Regions from separate parts of the Homo sapiens genome. Here regions 2, 3, 4 and 5 are each linked to region 1. Evidence: chromatin contacts called from ENCODE Hi-C or POLR2A ChIA-PET data. All regions are on one chromosome and are shown on one strand. Each heading gives the region's core, a stretch centred on a gene start or an enhancer-like site at or near the end of the contact. The rest is flanking DNA. Distances are from core to core; before and after follow the strand shown. Region 1 holds the start of TES (testin LIM domain protein). Region 2 holds the start of CPED1 (cadherin like and PC-esterase domain containing 1). Region 3 holds the start of ING3 (inhibitor of growth family member 3). Region 4 holds the start of SAMTOR (S-adenosylmethionine sensor upstream of mTORC1). Region 5 holds the start of SMIM30 (small integral membrane protein 30).

Region 1 (3,742 bases), core at 800-3,299:
TATTAAAAGTTGTATCCTTTATGTCCACCACCAGCCCCAAAGAATGCACAACTGAACAAAACCCTGACCATCATCCTATATTTTCTCTCTTTCTGAGCTATCCATAGAGGTGATCAAGATAGAAATGTGTGCCATCTTCTATTCATTCCACTGTCATCAACTACATGTACTCATCAAACCATGCCAGTTCTACCTCCTTAATAACTGTAGCTTAACACCTGAATAACTGAACAAAAACTTACAATTTAACTCTCTTAACACTTATCTACCTCAATTTTATTTTTATAATTTATACATAATCTATAATTATTTTTATATAATTGGCACAGTGATAATTCCAGATAAAACTCACTGAATTTCTATTTCCATCCTTGCCAATGATACACACACACAATGTAATGCTGAGAGGGTTGGGAAGGAAGAATGGGAGAAAGGCAGAAGTTGACAGTTAAAAAAAAAAAGTTTCCAGATGGTTTTCTTAGTGTCATCTCTGCAACCTCATCAAATAAGGGTCCAAAATTTATGTTACAACATTTGTTTGATGCCTTATTTAAATTGCTTTACTGGACATTTTCCATCTGTTAAGCTCTCTGAAAGAAACAAAATTGCCTTGTCATAGCTAGACCTCATGATCCTATACACTTACAACGGGCAGACTTTGCAGGGGCCCACACCTTTCAAGGTGGTTTGGGAAAATGACACAGAAAAGTTTTACATCAGCTGAAAAGAAAAATGCATAACTCATTTTGGTAATTTCAGTTTTAATTCTTAATAGGATAAAGGAAACATGCACATTATAAATCAATGCTCTGTGTTAACAAATAATCAAGTAAGCAGAGTTGCAAGTATTGGCTAAAATGAATTTTGGATATTTTTAGCTACCAAATTTCTCGAGGCAAGGCAGACATACATCTGGACCTGAATATCTGCATTATTAGGGAATTTTTGTTTGTTTGTTTTATATTGTTTTGTTATTTTTAAAAGTAGGTGCCAAATTAGGTCACCTGCTGTCTGGGCAATGTTATTTTTTGCCATAACCACAAATTGAAGAAAATTGACTGCTCTTTTTCCTTAGTCAACATGCTGTGCTTCCAGCCCCAAACATCTTTGAGAAGTTGTTTAGATTCATGAGCAATGCCTCTGTCCCCAACAGGCTAAGACATTAGGCAGGTCCCTGCACCTCTGGAGTCCTCAGTTCCCTGCAAAGTGAGGAAGCTAGACTAAGTAATCGTTAGGCTCCCTTCCAGACCGACCAATCTGATGGTATTAGATGCAATTGCTCCTGAATTAGGGCATGAAATGAATTCAGCTTTGGTGCACCAATGTGATGACTCTGCTTCATCAAAGCCTGAGCACGCGATAGGCCTAGCACCATCTCACACAGAGACAAAGGGCAACCCTCTGCTTCCAAAGGAATGACACAACCTGTTTCTGAAGTGATTCACATCATCTTTACTTTTGAACAACCCAATGCTCAGAAAACAATCTAAGAATCTTCGCTGACTTTAGGGATGTAAGATACGGTTTCTTGACAGTATTTGGGATTGTGGAAAAAAGCAATTGAGGAAAGGGCATCTCCACAACGCAATATTGAATTTAGTGCCCAAGGTCCATCACAGGAATCCCTAACGATCCCTACAATCTCTCTCTCTCTCTTTTTTTTCTCTCTTTACCCTGAAAATAAACTGAGAAGTTAGTATTGGGATAACTATTCCCCTTGACCCAAATAAAAAGTCCTGGGCAAACACAGGTACAAATTGCCAAATGGAAAAAGTTCTTCTCCATCTTCAGCTAGAGGGAGGCTGGGGATCCCAGCTCTTTAGAAGCCGGCCCGTGGACGCCCAGAGAATCCCTTCGGAGACCAGGTCAGGGTCACTGAGCTTGCCCAGCAGGGCGCCGCCTCGGACGCCGCCCCGCCTCTCACCTTGCCAGCGCCGCGCTCGGGCCGCGAAGGTGCGTGCGGCGCTCGGTGATTGGCGGCGGCCCGGAGCTGCCCGGCTGCCATTGGCTGCCCGGCCCCCTTTGTTCCCGGGTCCGGGCCGCAGGCCCGCTGCGGCGGACTGGGCGGCGGAAGTTCGACGGCGCCGGGCGAGTGGCTGTTGAGCGGCGCCGCGGGAGTTCCGCAGGTTTCCCGTGTTCGCAGCGGAGCCGGAGGCCAGCTGAACCCGGCCGTGGGATCCCGGATAGGAGGAGGAGGGGACCCATAGGACGCGTTAACATGGACCTGGAAAACAAAGTGAAGAAGGTAGGGGGGCGCTCGTGGCGGGCGGCGGCTGCTTCACCTGCGCGGGTCGCGCGGCGCGCGGCGGCCGGAGGTGCCGAGGTGGGTGGGGCTCGCGGGCCCCCCGGTGTGAGCCCGGCTCTGGGTCTGCGGTGCCCCGGGCCCAGGGACCTGGCCCCCTGGGTAGAGGAGGTGCTCGGCGGCCCCGCCAGCTCCCCACACTCGGGAGCGACAGAATTGGAAGCGCGAGCGAGGGCGGGCGCGGGACTCTTCTCTCCAGTCTCACGGAATCCCAGTGGTTGTAGGTGTTGGAAACTTTACTTAAGATGTTTCAGCTCTGCCTGTGCCTCCTCAAAAGGAAAGGACGAGCTTAGGGCGAGTGCGGGCGAGACCGTGACACTTCCTGGCTCAGGAAGTTGAATTTCATTAAGCCTTTGTGGTTTGGGGCTCTGCTGTGCTTTGACAGCTCTGATCTCCTCCCTTCCGGCTGGGCTGTCTGGGGCGCTCTAAAATGAGTGTTGATTTAATGCACTGCCTTCGCACCCGTGCTGGTGATAACTTCTAATGTGATTTTTTTTTCGGTCATTCATTACTTGTCTACCGACCGAGGCAGTGCCTCCCTCTTAGGGAATTATCTGTCAAAGAGCGCATTCTCCTTGTTTGGCAGGTAGTCCCAAAGGGCGGTTGTCACCAGCGTCTCAGCGCAGGGAGACATTTTCAGCTTGGCTGCTGCCTCGCAGGCACTGGAACCGACGGCCCTACCTGAGCCACTCCCGGGTTATGCGGAGCCTGGTGTCGCCTGGGAGAAAAGGGTGGGGACCAGACTATGACTCAGAAGGAATGCTGATGTCACATTCGAGTGAATTGCCCTGTGCGAAAGTTCTCCTCGTTCCAGGGGATTTGCTCATGTTTTACTTTGTGGTAAATTTAAGCTAGCTGTCCCTTATCAAATAGAGAAGTTTTGCAGAGAGAGGAAGGGAAAAATACAGAAAACAGTTTTTGTTTTTCTCATACTCATGGTTCCTAATATTTTATCTTCTAAACACAAAGTTTTTGACTTGAGCATTAATTCTATTTTATGCCCAGAACTGGATTTTTGAAAATGGATACAAAATATTGTGTTAGGACTGCAGAGTTTTCGGTTAGGAAGCTATTGACCAATAAAAACTCGAAATGAGAAAACAGTTTTTTTCATTCCTTGCGACTAAAATTCTCAGGCACTCAAAAAGGTATCCAAGAACAGAAAAACATAAATTGTTAATGGTAGCGTGATTGCATTCTATTCTCTTCCCATTTGGTTTCTTTCTTTTTTTCTTTTAAATAACTGTAATATTTTTGGTTAATCTTGCTTGTCATGGGGGAAAAGCGGGGAAAGCATTTTGCCCGCTTAGCTTTCTGTTGATGAATACTACTCTCATTTAGTTTTCAAGTAGGTAAGAGCTACTTAATTTAGTACTTGTCTAAAACTTGGGGGGTCTTGTCCTTGCTTTTAAGTATTTATTTGAAGACAACTTTGCAAAA
Region 2 (3,742 bases), core at 479-2,978, 4.8 Mb after region 1:
ACCTCTTGTTTGCACCTTCTCAAGCTACCTCTTTTCTCTCTCTTGCAAATATTTCCTTACTGCTTTCTTCCACTCCCTTGGACTCAGTGGTTAAAATGGGAAATGGGGTTCTTTAATCTACTAGAATCATTTCTGGGATACTAATTTTCCACCTTCTTCCCAATTCCCATTATTTGAAGTCTAGCTATATTATCTTAAAATTTTCAATACTGTTGTCTTTCATTTCTCCCAACCGAATGGCAATTTTATTTTAGCATCTGATTTACTTTCTTCTGTACCTTGTTCTCAACAATTTAATAAAGCATAAGAATGACTCTTTAGATTCCCCAAACTCTGTTTTTCAGACTTCTTGCCTTAACAGAACTTAATAGAACTGTCTGCCTATTCCTTATCACTCAGTAACAGCATTGTCACACCCTGGATTCCAATTTAGAAATCTCACAATTCTTATTATCTCTCAAATCACATTGCATCCACCAAAACGATATGTCCTACAACACCACTGTTCAGCCATTTTCTCTTAAAACTCTTTTGGCTTCTAAAAGTGAAGCATCACTTTATTTTTCTCTATCCCATTTGTCATAAGATTAAGGACTCTGAACCTATACATAAAATAATATTAAAGCCACTGGAGGCGATACATGCAAGGGCTTGGGATAAATCCAGCTTCCGTGTGAATATTTCTTCTGTAATGTGTTAATTAATTTGTTCTATAGGATGTTAAAAGGGTTTCTTTCTCACAAGCAAGGAACTCTAGATGCCCATTTCTCTGAATCTGTGCTAGCTGGGCACCCCTAGGGGGCGCTCCGTCTCTCAAAATACAAGGGGCTGACAGCAGCGTGCCTCTGGGTGAGGCTCACTCTAGGGGTGTGGCCTCACGGAGAACCTCAACCCACAAGAGTTTGGCTTAGAAACAAGTTTGAAAACCTCTTCAGGTCCAGAGCCTTTAAATAATGCCTGCTATGCGCTAAGACAGCCCTGGGTATCCAGAGTTCACAAAGCAAGGACTGATTTCCTTTCGCCTTGACAGCCTCAGCAAAAGTGGAAGGGGGTTTGCAGAATTGCACTATTAGCAGCGTCCACCCGAAGGTCTGCACAGAATTAGACTGAGCTGATTCTGGACAAAGCCCACTGTGTACCTTTATCTACTGGGCAAAAGTTACCCCCAACACCTGCTATAATCGACTCATTTTAGGAGCAAAATGTCAGGCCATGAAGCATCAGATCATTGAAAGACCCAATTAATTAGTCCAGGAAAGGAGTAATAAGAACATCTGTGATCTGAGTTCCATACTAAGACACAGAGAGACGACTGAGTTATTCTGGTGCTTGCTGTCTGAGGTCCAGACAGTACTTGTGACCCTCTTATCCTCAGAAGAGTAACCACAATTCCCTGGAGTGAAGAATATCCCAATTCACTCATGGAGTTCACTTTAGTCTCATTCTCGACCTTTGTCACCAATTGGCTAAGGCTATTTGTTTTTCCAATTCTGTATTAGGAAAAAGAAGTTGCACAGAGGATCAGACATCAGATACGTTTCTAAATTCTGCAGCTCTGGGTGGGCAGCCTCATTTGGGGAAATGCTAGCTGCTGTTTCCAAAGTGGGGAAGCCCACGGTTTCGGACACAGGGCTGACAGCGCTGCTCCAGCAGCCCCCAGGGCCAGAGGAACCCGGCCTTAGCTCCGCCCCGCTCTGCCCGGCCCCGGGTGGCTGCGATGCCGAGGTCCTCTGCTCCCGCCGGGCGTGCAGCGGGCGCGCGCGCGTGTGTTTATGTGTCTGTGTGCGTGTGTGTGTGTGTCTCTCTCTGTGTGTGTGTGAGATGAATTGGAGTCATACGACTGGGTGTTTCCTTCCGAGTGGTTTTCATCAGCAATCCATTAGGAAATCATGGAAACTTTTTTTTTCCTGGCTAAAAGGATGAAAACTGAGTAAGTACATAGAACTTTGAACTTGAGACGGAATGAAACAAATTCAAGCAAAAACCCTGACAGTAACCATGTCCATTCAAATTGCGTATGCCCTTTTTATGTTAAAAGCCGTGAATACTTACAGGACAGTGGGAATTTAAAACTAAATGAAGGGAAGCATACAAAAGGCTGAAAGCAAGACTGCTTTAAAACCGGAGGAAAATTGAGGAACTGCTAAGGCAACCTGGCCTGAGTTCAGCTGTGCAACAGGCACTTTGGGTTTTAATCTTTTGCGTTCTTCAATGCTGTTTTCAGACTCCAGATATACTTTGGTATTGTTTTCTCTCTTCCTGCAAAGCTGAGGCAGAGTCGGACTCCTTTACTGTGAGTTGAAAGATGTGAGAATAAGGCATTGCTGGAAGCAACAGTTTGGCAGCCTGGGGTACACTCAGGTTATTCGTTACAACTATTATTATTTGATGTCTTTTTTTAAACTCAGGTCATCCACTTTTGACTGTCATCCATGGAAGAGCTCTTATTAAAAGCCTCAGACTTTCGGGACCTATGATTCTTTGGCACAACCTTTTGGAAAATTCTTAAGCAGGGATGAAGCAAACTTGATTGGAGTTGGGGAAAAAGAAGACAGATTAGTATTTTTCATGCTGACAAAAAATAGCTGCTATGACTTTTCCCGCAACGTGGACAGGGGCCAAGTGAAGCTGAACTGGTCATGGTCTGTCGCCCAGTGTTCCCTTGTCGTCGGCGATTTTGCCCCCGACCCTTCTTGGTGGGCTTAGTGGTGGCAATCTGTCTCTTCTACCAGACTCTGACCCTCCGAGGGTCGAGGAAGCTCACAGCCGCTGCCCCTGGGGCTGTCCCACACACATCCACTGAAACCCAGGCAAGCAGATGCAAGAAAGGATTCTCTCAGGACAAACAGTGCTTCCTTCTCTCTGGTAATGCCCAGGAAACCAGAAAGGTAAGACTCTCATAAGCTTAACGGAGACAGTTTCTGCAAAGACAGCAATCTGCTTCTCTGTCCTTTCTATAAAACTAAAATTAACTTCCATGAGGTCTGAAAGGGATCCAGAGTGTAAACAGCCTAGAGAGTGACCTGATGACTGGGAAACACGTTACATAAGCTTCAACTTCTTATAGTTACTTCCAGAAAGTTCTGGCATTACTTTATCTCTTAGGATTTCACTTCATTTCAGTGGAATGAAGTAGACAGTTTGGAGGAGGCATAAAATGATGTGGATTCTTTCTAAAATATCAGTATTCTAAGAGATCTGAGGATTTACAATTCAAAAACATAAATCAAAGTTTCAAAAACTTTGATAAACCTTGAGTGTCTCTTTTCTCAAGGCAGTCAGTATGAGTGCCCAGACCATTCCAGACTCAAAGATTCTCCAAAGTTTCATTTTGTAACTAGCTAGATTGATTCTTAATTGGTGACCACATTTCTAAAGCAATATATTTACTTCGAAAGCATTAAAATAATAGGATAATAGGTTTCTTCAAAAGAATTGATACAATGTATTTTATTGTTTATAGGATCAGGGAAATACAGATTATTCTATATTTATACTATTCAGATAAACTTACTAATCTTACTTGTCAAATATTGAAAAAAAACACAAAAAGCACACAAAGTAACACAGGATTTCTATTTTAATATACCACTCTCCTCATGCCTATCAGTAATATAATGACCTGTAACATAGTCAAGTGTAAAACAGAACATGAAGAAATAAAAAAAAATCCATGCAAAAAAGATCATGGTGGCAAAGCTACTAAATTTTATGTTACAACAAGTAGTATTGTAGCAACAAA
Region 3 (3,742 bases), core at 532-3,031, 4.7 Mb after region 1:
GGAAAAAGCCACCATGAGTAAAAGTGCCCATTTCTGAAGAAATAGCACTAAAAGGCCCATAAATGTTTCAATATTAGGTTTAACAGAAACAAGATACAGACTAAATAATTTGTATAAGAAATTATAAGATGTCTTGAAAAGAGAACCGAATAGAACTTCCAAACCTGAAAAATTATGAAAATTCTAAAATAAAACATATAAAAGAAAGATTAAGATAAATAAGAGAATAAAGAGAGAAAGTCTTAATGGAAAAAATGAGAAATAAGCAATACTGAAAAGACAAACGCTGAGAATTTTCTAGAATTGTTGCAGGGCACCAATCCTGAAATTCAGGAATCCCCTCAAATCCTAAGCATAATTTTAAAATTTTAAGGAAAGAAAAGGGAATAAGGAAGGAATTCAGACTTAGATCACTACAAAACTGCAAAAAGATGTCAAAGAGATGTTAAAAGCAGCCAGAAGAAGGAAGGATGGGAAACGAAGAAAGGAGGAAAAAAAGAAGGGAGAAAAAGATCGAAAGTACTTGATTTTCGATGGAAGTAATGAAAAACTTAACTAGAAACTATAAAATTCTAATTCTTATTAGGATCGAAGTAAGGTTCCGTTGAGATTCATCATGATTCATCATTCACGACAGGAAAGTTTCCTGCTTAAGAGCAGTGAAAACCTTGAGTACAAGAGTATGTAATGGAGAAGGAAAGCAAGAAACACACACACACAGTTTCAACTGCAATTTGAAAAACAGAAAATGAACAATAAATTATGAACTAATGACAATTTCCCCAGAAAATCGAAAAGTTAAGAAGAGTGGAAAATAACAATATCTAGCATTTATTGAGTGCAAGAGTTTTTAATAAAAAACAATTTAAAAAGAAACTGAGTAGGGACGTACTAAATATATCACAGGAAAACATTTGCTGGGAGAGGTCGAAAAGTAGAAACTAAAGAACGCCGAAGACAACCAACCTCGAATATGGACTATTTACTCAACATAAAGTTACTGCTATTAACAGCCTATTAGAAATCAAGGCTGCATCCGTAATTCATGGCTGCTCACTGTGATGATGAAGATTATTATTATTATTATTTGCGGATGCAGATTGTATGTATAGATCAATTACATTAGAATGACGATTAGATGGACCGCAAACTAGAATATATAAGTGGCTACTGACACTATTTGTGCATCTTTTAATCTGGGAAATGTATATTCACTCCATAGTCTCAGTATAAACTATTTTAAAATTACACGTAAGCCAACCAGGTGTCTCTTTTATATTTTAGAGTGAATAATGAGGATAAATTCCAGTAGAGAGTTCTATTTTAAGCAATCCAAATTCCCCGAACTTTGCTGATTATTCTAGTGTTTAGAACCTTTGCTATTTGCCTGGCACTTCTTGAAACCCATAACTCACAAACGCCGGGGCATGGAATCACATCAAAGAACAGGTGAAAAGTTGTTCCTAGTTGTGTTATGCAGGTGCATACAACTCCCGCCATTCTCTGTGCAAAAATCAACAAATAAACAGAGGCACCGCATTTCGGATTCTGTTACGCACTGTTTGCAATGGCGCCCGGTATTCGTAGTTTCTGCGAGGGGAGCCGCCAGCGCGCCAACCCTCGCTGAGGAGGAAGAAAACTACATTTCCCACAGAGGCACGGGGGCGAACACCGGCCGGGCTACGTCATTGCTTGAACCAACCAATAGCAGCTCCGGGCGGCAGTGAGGCAAGCGCCTCAGGCGCCAAAGTGGTTTTTTTTTTTTTCTTTTTTTTTTTTTGCCGGAGTCGAGCGGGTGCTGCTAGCGGAGGCGCCATATTGGAGGGGACAAAACTCCGGCGACAGCGAGTGACACAAATAAACCCCTGGACCCCCTTGTTCCCTCAGCTCTAAGGGCCGCGATGTTGTACCTAGAAGACTATCTGGAAAGTGAGTGCGCGGCGCTGGCGGCGGCCGCCAGTGGGACGTGCGGGCGGGCAAGAGCGCGAGTGGACGGGCAGCGAGATGGCGGGAGGGAGGGGGCGGCGGGGGATGTTTCTTTCTCACGGTAACTGGCAGCCTCGTTGTGGGCTGCCGGCCCCCTCGACCCCCCTGACGCACGCGCGCAGTGACGTAAGCGCGTATTTCGCCGTTGGCCCCGCCCCTCTGACGGACTCTCCCTTTGACAGTGATTGAGCAGCTTCCTATGGATCTGCGGGACCGCTTCACGGAAATGCGCGAGATGGACCTGCAGGTGCAGAGTAAGTCGGCGCGTCTACTACTCCTGTTCGCTGCGCGCGTTCAGTGCCAGACTTGCTTGTCATCACTGCTAGCGCCTAGTGCTCTTTCACTGTCCTCTGGCTCACTCCGCTAGTGCATAAGGAGTTGTCAAAAAGAACTGGCAGCCCTGAATCTCGCCTTCCCCTTCCCTCCCATGCTACTTTTTTCTGGCTTTTGCAAGAGCAGGAGGCATTGGGACACGTGTATTCCTTTCTAGAATGTGGGATTGTGCAAAAAATATTTCTCTACCGTCATTGACATAGTTATCTATGTTTCAATGGACGTCAGCATAATAAATGTTGAGATGTCGTCTTGAGCCTTTTCGTATCGAACTTAGATTTCAGCATTTATACTTATTTTAAAGTTCATCCTATTCACAGTTTTTCAAGAGTGGAAAGCACAGAAGCAGAGGTTATATATAGCTCTTTAGAGACCATGGCAAATGTCAAATTTTGAAAACTTAGTTACACATTAGATACATTTTAAATTGTAACAGAATCGTCATTTTCTTGGTTAAAATGAGTGACAGAAATTAGATTTCACTGTAAAGTTTCTTATGTGCTGTACTAAAAATTTTAGCAGTTAATGAACATTTCTTTTTCTTTCAGTGATAGCTTGGTAGTCTCTAGGACTTTTTCCCCAAATTAACTTTGCTCTTTCATAGAGCAACGACTATAAATAGGTGGCTCAGGGACCACCTGCTGCAGCTAAGAACCTGTCCTTTTCACTGCTCCTGGCTTCTCTGCCCATGACCACACACCCACTTCTATACCCTTTGCTTATGAGTATATTTTTCCGGTAAGTTTCAGGTGGCACATAATAAAAAGTGGTGGCATGGAAGCCACTTTCTGTTCAGTGGATTGTGATATGAAGTATGAATTGTGTGTGTGGTTCTCCAGCTATCTCACAAATTCATTTTAATTTTAGTGTAGTTGAAATGCTGAAGATTTGCTGAAGTAGTGTTCTCTGCAGGACTGAGCACAGACATTGATGTCAGATCTGAGTTTGTTTTAGGGCTTTACTAATTTACTCATTGACTCTGACTGTATTATCACTTGTGAGGGGCTTACATTGTCTATAAAAAGAGAATCATCCAAGGATTTAAAATGTTACACATGGATTAGAATTTCTAGTATCTGATACAAAGTAGGCATTAAATAAAGGGTAACTTACTTTAAATTATTTTTATATTTTATTGTTTAAAATTTTAAATTCTCTTGTAATTTGGGCTTACATTATACATATTACAGGCTTTTTAAACGTGCATTTCTTTACAGTAACTAGAATTTTCTAAAGTTAATAGGTATTATGGATTAACAGAACTGTGTGCCAAATAAATTCAGAAATGCTTATTTAAACAAAGGAACATACTTCTAAAAAATTAACCATAGGACTTCATAGAGTCTTTAAAAGGCTATTGTGGACTGGAAATCTCCAAAAGAAGTATATTATGAAAAGATTTTTCTCAACTTACATAACAACA
Region 4 (3,742 bases), core at 714-3,213, 3.3 Mb before region 1:
TTGAAGAGATGCCACATTAGTGTGTTAATTTGAGTGGAACCTATTCATTTATGAATAAATGAATAATGAAATTATTAAAAGGTAAAAATAGAAATGGAATTCTATGCTAGTCATTTTTCTCTTTAGAAAGATGCACTTAAATTTGTACAAAATAGCAGGATAAATTGCAGGAAAATGTGTCCATTTATTTCCTAATCTCTCCAAATAACATAAAATCTACAGTGAATTCCATTATGTAAGAGCATTCTTTGAATATCAAGAATGATGCAGTTGTTGCTATGGTAACTACTCATTTTATTGACTAAATTGTGGGTTTGGGTAGCATTCTTTCAAAAAACATATTTTACCATCCTAAGTAGGTCTGATAAGACTCTTTCTATTGCTATCTGTTAAACAATAACTACAAGCCCCATTTGGGGATGATTAAACAGCCTCTATTAAAAGCTAAGCTTGATTTGCTAAGGAAAGAAACCTTTAAAGTTTGAAAAATGAAACATATCAACTACATTCAAAAGAACAAAGGATACTTAGTTTTAACTTTCTAGAGTAGTTGAAACGTGTGTATAAATCAACAGTAACATGATCTTACCTGTCTGTATTCCTTCACTGCCATAATTTTCCTTCTAATCCTAAATTATTAACTAAGTATAGGACTAACACCAGAAGGCTGCTGACTTTTCAGTTTGCAATTAAGCTAAAATGAGAACCAGTGGAAAGCTTTCCTCATTTCGATACTCAGGAGAAGTCTCTCTCCCAAGCCTATGAAAACAGAATTTTCACTGTCAAAATCTTATAAAACAGCTGTGTACAAAAGCCTATATTTAAAGATATCAAGGATAACTGTAGACTCCAACTATAAACACTCTTCAGGCACAGGCAAAAGCCACTAAGGCTTCTTCCCCTATGAGCTTCCACAGAGGGGGTTCTCACCGGAACCCCATCCATGGAAGCCGAGGGTGGGCTTTATCGGCAGGTGTCTTTAGGAGGCTTCCAATACAAACGGTATTTTCAGAACCTGCCCAGATCTCTTCCTCATCGCCTAAATAAACAGTTAAGACCAAGTATTTAAGAAATGGGAGTGGGGGCCACGAGTGTAGCCCGCCCCCTTTTAACAATGTGAAGTCCAGTCAGCTAAAAGGCCTGCTGGCTTCCCAGCCCTGGAAGCCAATGCGAGGAAGGCTCGGCATGGTTGTAGGAATGAAGTACTAGGAAGGGGGTCTGATAAGGAAGCAAATGGTACAGCCGGTAGGTCAAGCGTAAAGGAGGGACAACTCAGGTTTCTTTTCGTCTTTTACAAATGGATTTTACCTGTCTTGTTTTACCTCGGCGTCTCTTGCAAAAAGCGACCCCCACCTCCTCTGTGAGCGTGTATGTGTTTGTGTGTGCCGAGACAACAACCTCAGCACCCCGGCTGGGGACAGGGGCTTGGAGGGGGTGGGGACTCAATTCCTTTACAGGCCTAGAACTCTCCCGAAGGGCCCTCAAAGAAAAGGGGGCGGGGAGGAGCGCGTCTGATGCCGACTAGGGGGCTCAGACCAGGCCCGGGAGAGCAGCAGCGGCTGGGGGGACGTGCAGATCCTTTACATTTTAATGGTGGCCTCTTTGGAGGAGGGAAGAGGTGACAAGCGGTTGGGGGTGATGAGGCCTCCCCTTCCTCCCTCACTCAGCGCGCTGTTTACCTTCTCGGTACTTCTTGCGGAGCCGCCGGTGGACGCTCTTCACCACACCGGAGAGCTTCTCCTGCTCCAGTTTCCGCTCCTGCTCCCGGGGCGGCGGAGTGTTCGGGGACCCGGCCCTCTGCGCACGAGCAGTATTTCGGCCGCCGGCCCCTGGCTCCATATCGCAGCCGCCGCCGCCGCCGCCGCCCCTCAGGCCCCCGCAGACGCTCCCCAGATGGAGGAGGTGGGGTAGGAGGAGGGAGCTGCGGAGGCAGCAGCCAGAGGAGGCAGAGGAACCGGAGCGACAGCCTTGGAGGTGGACCCTCACCCAAAAGTGCAAACTGATTGGTGGATTTTGAGGGCTGGGCGGAAACGGAAAAGGCTAAGGGCCAATGGGCAGAAAGCGCCGGCGGCGAACCCGGTTGTTTGGGAAGGCGAGCAGCTGGAGGAGGCGGAGCTTGCGGGGATAGGGAGGCTGAGGCAGTGGGAGCTCCAGGCCTGGGTGCTCATCTCTTCCCCACCCTCCCCGGATTCTGTGCGCAGGCGCTGTGGCTCGGCCTCGGGAGACGAGCTGTGAGCAACGCGCTTGCGCGTCTCAGTTTGCTTAGTTTGGGCTTTTTTACAGCTCGGCTTTCTGATGTCTTCCATCATTTTCATCCCCTACACTTTATAATCTGTTGCGATGCGGCCAGGGTGCTCTGCTTGAACCTCCGCTGCACCTTGTCACATGTAGGTTCCCTTTAGTTACTTGCGCTTTGAGATGACGTTACACTTCAGGGACCTCAAGCACACAAGCATTCTAAGGCTCAAGGAGAGGTCTGGCTACCAAATGCTAATTTAATTCTCAGGTCGACAATGGTTTATGCCTGCAGTACTACTGCTGGGCAAAGGACATAGAAAATGCGAAAAGGAGAGGGCCAAGAAAAGCAACAGGAGATGCAGGAGGACAATAAGGAACGATGGAAAACTCACAGCAGATGCCCTCAAGAACTTTTGTAGTGACCACGGTGTTAATAAGCAGCCTTCCCTGATCTTATTCGCATCAGCACTCTGAGCTTTTATGGTCAGCTCAGGTGACCTCCTGTCCTTTAATTTGGAGAGTTAGTCTATGCGGAGTGTATCTAAGTGGGTTTGGTAACCTGTTCACCCTCCTCCACTTCTTTTCCATCTCTTGGGGAACGCGATTGTTGACTTCTGTCCCAGAAAGGTGGAACACTGCTCTCTGGAGAGAGGTAGACTGCATTGGCTCCTGAAGTGGTACTGAGGCTGCTGGAGTGTCAGAGATTGAATAGACTGAGAGCCCCTAATGAGTTGTGTTGGATTGTGTACCACTTCCCCATTGCAGGTGTTGGTTACGTGACAGTCTATGGAAATGATTGCAATGGTAACATTTTGATAATGATTTTCTAACTACGAATAAAGCTTGCATTATGTAACTGTTTTATATGCTACCTTCTTTATATTGAATACGCTGAAGAGCAAAGAATTATACACACTGTCTAGGACACAGGAGAAGCGGGAGGTGAAGGGAGATTGATGGAATTTAAAGGCGGAAGATGTGTCCCTACAGCACAGTGAAGAGACAGATCAAACACAAAGACAAGGACATATAAACTTCAAAAGAACTCCTTATAATTATGAAGAGAAGTTAAGCGGAAGTGCCTAATAAATTGAAAATATGGTGGTCTTATTTGGGGGAATTTCATTTGGGAAGAAAGGGGAGCTTGAATTACATGTCTCTTTTGGCTCTTTCCATATTTTAATACATATGGAAGGCAAATAATGGTGCAGATATTCGAAAGATACAATGATAGTAAAAAGAGCATTAAATTTCACTTGTGCTGAACTGTAGTTTTATTTTTTAAAAAAGAACTTTTCAGCATAATACTAGCAAATGAACTTTTAAGGCCTCTTAACTGAAGATGTTCACTGAAGGAAATTTGGAAAATACAGAAAAGAGTAAAGAAAATAAGACATCTGGACTGAGAGATAACAACTTAACATTTTTTCTTTGTTTGTATATACTAATTTCAAATAGGATATTTCTTGATGCCTATGTGGCAATCTATTGTATGAATAGCCTA
Region 5 (3,742 bases), core at 343-2,842, 3.1 Mb before region 1:
ATAATATTAACTTGGGAGACAACAAAACAAAAATCTAATTTAAAAGACTCCTCAACGATTCAGGAGGCAGTGATTATAACCGAACAGTGGTGATTTCCTAAGATTCTGGGCAAGAACTTCCTTCTTCCTATTTCACATGCTTTGAGAGAATTCTAAGATTATGAAATATTACTTATGTAAATTTCAGCCATCTTACTTCTTTGACTACCTAACTAGCAAATTATAGGCTGCATTTTTCTGTGCATTATTTGTTGTAAAGAAAACATTTTTTTTTCAATTTATAAATGTATGTTTGTTGCCATTTCATGGAAACAATGAAAAATGTGAAACTCCCTTATTTACTGATTCTTGGAACCTTTCACACACCAAATCTCAGGTTTAGCCTCTAAAGCGCAAAGGTTTTCAGGGTGAGGTTTGACTCAGTAGGCCTTTCAAAGTCACATCTGTCCATTTCTTTTTCGTGCATATACCCCCAAGCAGGCACAAATGCCTGTAATGCTGAGAACCACACCTAACAAAAGGGCGATTGCATCACCGGCTTCTACTGCTTCCACAACAGGCAGCACCAAAAGCAGTGACATGAGGACTAAGGACAACTGTGTTGAAACTGAGGTCATGATGTTGGAATCTTGAGGGCTGAAGGTTCCTAGAAATTAAACATGGAAACAAAAAGGAACCATTAAAAATTCCTCCCTTTTCAAATGACAAAATGAACACATGACAAATAACAGGCCAGCCAATCTTTTGGATACTTTATGAATCATTTCCAATCCATCTCCTCATCTTATAGGTGGAAAAACAGAGGGACGTTAAAGACAGTAATTTGAGGTTCATCTCCCTATCTCGTGATAACACTCTAAACCCAGGAATTTTCCACGATAATGCCAACACCTCGTGCATCAACCAAACAAAAATTGAACAGGAGTTCATAATTAAGAACAAACAGAAAAAAAGCACGAGCCACTAACTTGGAAACTTAAAATATCCTAGTGGGTAAAAATTGTACATTTTCTTAGGGTCTCTCCCATCCAAGAAATGCAGACAAATTTGGCAAAAGTCACACAACATATAACTCTGCGAAGTTGTGGGGAATTAATAAGACTTACCAAAGAAATGGTATATATAGAATTCTATCTGACTTGAAATTTTCCCTTCCTGGAGCTCCGGATGCTGAGATTAAGAGGTTCCACGTGACACGACCTATTATTAGCATGGGGGGTGGGGAGGGGGCGGAGAGAAGGATTTAAAAATTAATTATTATTACTATTATTATTTTAAAGAGGCAGCTAGAGTCAGTGCAGAGCGTGGAGGCCATATGGACGGTAGGGGGATAGGTAATGAGTTGAGAAAAGTCTGTCCAACAGGGAACTAGACTTAAAAGTTGGTCAGTTCACCCACACAAGAAAAGGTAAAAAGAAACAGAACAGAGATAATTTCATTTCAGGACTTGATATTAAGATTTGAAAAAGAATTCGTACTTTGGCCCGGCAAGGTCCAAATTTGCTCCTGTTTTACAAATACACTGGTGCAACCTAAGTATCCTTTGGAGACGAGTTCGTACATTACCTTCTAGGAAGCAGCCATTACAGGAATGGCGAGGAGGGCGGAGTCTCCAAACTACATTTCCCACAATCCCTGCCGCCGCCGACTCCTATGATGCCCCGGCGCGTTCCCCCTATAAGTAGCAGAGGGCGTGACGGTCACGCTCTAGCGGAGGCGAAGAGTCGCGAACGCGCGGGACTTCCTTTCCCTGCCCAACGTTTTACTATTAAATAGATGGTTTCGTGTGTTTATATAAAAGCTCACTTCAAAATAAAAGAAATGATAGCAAGTGTTTTCTACCCTGTTGAGTCTGTAAGGCGCACATGTAATTTTGTCTTTTTCTTCGACTGAAATGACACAGCGGGGAGAGAGAACCCAAGTACAGCCCTCTGTTCCGGGTGCTTTTAAACCAGTGGCTTCCAACGTTTCTGAAGCAGGAAATCTCTGTCACCATCTTCCTAATGAAACATATGCCATTTATTAATTTTTTAGTCAATGGGGAAAAAGCGCGGTTAATAAGACATATCGTAAAAGGTTAAAAAACATTTGTAGTGCAAAATAAAGTTTAGGAAAAATGGGTTTAGCCCTGTTGCAGAAGATCTCTCAGGATTCAGGTCCTAAAGTGACAATCTATTCAGGAGTGCACTGCGGTGATTCCTTCCCACCTATGTTTTTGTGAAACCTCAGCCCCAAATGTCCCTACATATTTGTGAAAAGATGTAAAAATACTGCTTTTAAATCATAAAACAAGAATTAGTTATTTGTATATGTAAGTCGTAACCTTTCTGAAAGGCGCTCTTTCAATTGTCTGCTAATTGTGAACTCCTTACTGAACCTTTCTAGTCATCTGATCTTCTGAACTCTTTCATATTTACTGATTTGAAAATTTATTTGCTATCCTTACATTATAAATTATTAATGATGAGGGTTGGGTGTGAAGCCACCTGCCTGGTCTGAAAGTCCCCTGGTTCAGTCTGTTAGATAATGCAGGTACGTTCAGTTCAATGCCAATAATTAGCATGTATTCTTGTGTTGTCGGTTACCCTTTTTCTTACACGTTCCTAGTCTCTCTAGCAAAGATTTATATTCTTGGCTCCTAACCGGCACCCAGCAGGTGCTCAGTAATGTTGCCTAATAATAATAATGATTTGACTAGATAAATATGCCAACAAGATCTTATGAGAGACCGAGAGGTGCCAAATAAACCAAACCAAGGTGACTAGAAAATTGGAAATCTGAGAATAACTGCACAATAACGTCAGCATTGTTTCTCTAACCTTGATTATTTTAACAAGGTTTTGTTCATTTCATCCTTTGTTTTGAGCTACTTTCGTGCCTTTGTAATCAATTATATTTGGAATAGGAGTTATATTTTTATAGCTTCCAAAATATTCTCTCATATCCTACTGTGAACATTTTGTTTTTCCCTACATGTTTATTTTTCCTTATGTGTTTATTTTAGTTAGCTGAAGTCAGCAGAGACTACTTTAAAGTTAGTATTGTTACAGACTTGTTTCTAGGCACGTCAACATTAAAGATAATGGTTTGGTTTTAAGTTTAAAGAGTCTGTAAGTGGCAAGAAACTTTCTCTTTAAATTATGATGGTTTTTATTAGTTTGTGAAATATATATTATATTGGGAAATGTCGATCTCGGGGGCGGGGTTCCAGTAATAGCTGATGTAGTTGCAAGGATTAATTTCTGGAGTACCATGAATATGATAATCTCCTTCACTGCTTTGACCTGCTCCTACTGTGTGATTTTTAACATGCCTTCACTCTATCTCAGTGAACTGTTATTTCCTAGCTGTAAACCAGGTTAGATATTTTGGCTAGATTGCTGACCAGGATAATAACTGCCATGTTGTACATGTTTGGTCTCTCTTCTAAAAAAGGCGATGATAGATGAGAAGCTGCTTCTGTGTCCGTCATCTGCCAACTACAAGTTCTGCCTGTGAACATCTCTGGTAGCAATGTGAACCACCAATTTTCTGAAGCAATGCTACACTCCCATTTTTCCCAAGCTGTATGAATGTTTCTACAGGCTTCTATGTAGTTGTTCTTTTGACACTAAGTGTCTAGGGTTATAGAATCCATAATTTAGTCTTTCGATTCAAACAAATCTGCACCTACACCATCCTTTACTGAAATAGAGATCAATGGCACCAATGATACTTAAAGCACTTTACTTTAGTTACTTAC

What was found. A loop is a pair of places that touch in the nucleus more often than their neighbours do. ChIA-PET counts read pairs that join two places held with the same protein, here RNA polymerase II (POLR2A). Pooled maps may share reads with other maps.
Region 2: a loop to region 1 is called in a map of K562, with 7 times the contacts of the local background. The contact joins the promoter of CPED1 here to the promoter of TES in region 1. A Hi-C loop is called at or near these places in 1 of 168 maps with a recorded cell type or tissue (K562). POLR2A ChIA-PET finds 5 or more read pairs at or near these places in 2 of 52 experiments (CD8-positive, alpha-beta memory T cell and activated CD8-positive, alpha-beta memory T cell).
Region 3: a map of CD8-positive, alpha-beta T cell shows a loop between it and region 1 (6-fold over the local background). The contact joins the promoter of ING3 here to the promoter of TES in region 1. A Hi-C loop is called at or near these places in 3 of 168 maps with a recorded cell type or tissue (CD8-positive, alpha-beta T cell and naive thymus-derived CD4-positive, alpha-beta T cell) and 10 of 50 pooled maps. POLR2A ChIA-PET finds 5 or more read pairs at or near these places in 3 of 52 experiments (CD4-positive, alpha-beta T cell, CD4-positive, alpha-beta memory T cell and activated naive CD4-positive, alpha-beta T cell).
Region 4: a map of CD8-positive, alpha-beta T cell shows a loop between it and region 1 (19-fold over the local background). The contact joins the promoter of SAMTOR here to the promoter of TES in region 1. A Hi-C loop is called at or near these places in 3 of 168 maps with a recorded cell type or tissue (CD8-positive, alpha-beta T cell and naive thymus-derived CD4-positive, alpha-beta T cell), 2 of 37 single-sample maps with no recorded cell type and 10 of 50 pooled maps.
Region 5: a loop to region 1 is called in a pooled map, with 10 times the contacts of the local background. The contact joins the promoter of SMIM30 here to the promoter of TES in region 1. A Hi-C loop is called at or near these places in 1 of 168 maps with a recorded cell type or tissue (K562), 1 of 37 single-sample maps with no recorded cell type and 8 of 50 pooled maps.

What each region holds. Positions count from the first base shown.
Region 1 is chr7:116,208,490-116,212,231 of GRCh38, forward strand. It overlaps TES (testin LIM domain protein), which reads left to right and starts at 2,050. Exons shown (of 7, transcript NM_015641.4): 1 at 2,050-2,245. The coding sequence starts at 2,219. RefSeq lists silencers at 1,769-1,898, 1,932-2,194, 1,949-2,148, 2,289-2,378 and an enhancer at 2,739-2,978.
Region 2 is chr7:120,986,983-120,990,724 of GRCh38, forward strand. It overlaps CPED1 (cadherin like and PC-esterase domain containing 1), which reads left to right and starts at 1,729. Exons shown (of 23, transcript NM_024913.5): 1 at 1,729-1,930; 2 at 2,409-2,888. The coding sequence starts at 2,640. RefSeq lists an enhancer at 905-984.
Region 3 is chr7:120,948,996-120,952,737 of GRCh38, forward strand. It overlaps ING3 (inhibitor of growth family member 3), which reads left to right and starts at 1,782. Exons shown (of 12, transcript NM_019071.3): 1 at 1,782-1,929; 2 at 2,169-2,240. The coding sequence starts at 1,902. RefSeq lists an enhancer at 2,325-2,404.
Region 4 is chr7:112,937,912-112,941,653 of GRCh38, forward strand. It overlaps SAMTOR (S-adenosylmethionine sensor upstream of mTORC1), which reads right to left and starts at 1,964. Exons shown (of 5, transcript NM_152556.3): 1 at 1,680-1,964. The coding sequence starts at 1,839. RefSeq lists a silencer at 1,793-1,892 and enhancers at 1,922-2,438, 2,093-2,432.
Region 5 is chr7:113,116,962-113,120,703 of GRCh38, forward strand. It overlaps SMIM30 (small integral membrane protein 30), which reads right to left and starts at 1,593. Exons shown (of 3, transcript NM_001352688.2): 1 at 1,567-1,593; 2 at 1,107-1,200; 3 at 1-646. The coding sequence starts at 617. The coding sequence ends at 438. The region is part of intron 2 of LOC107986837; the gene reads left to right. RefSeq lists enhancers at 1,364-1,958, 1,853-1,992.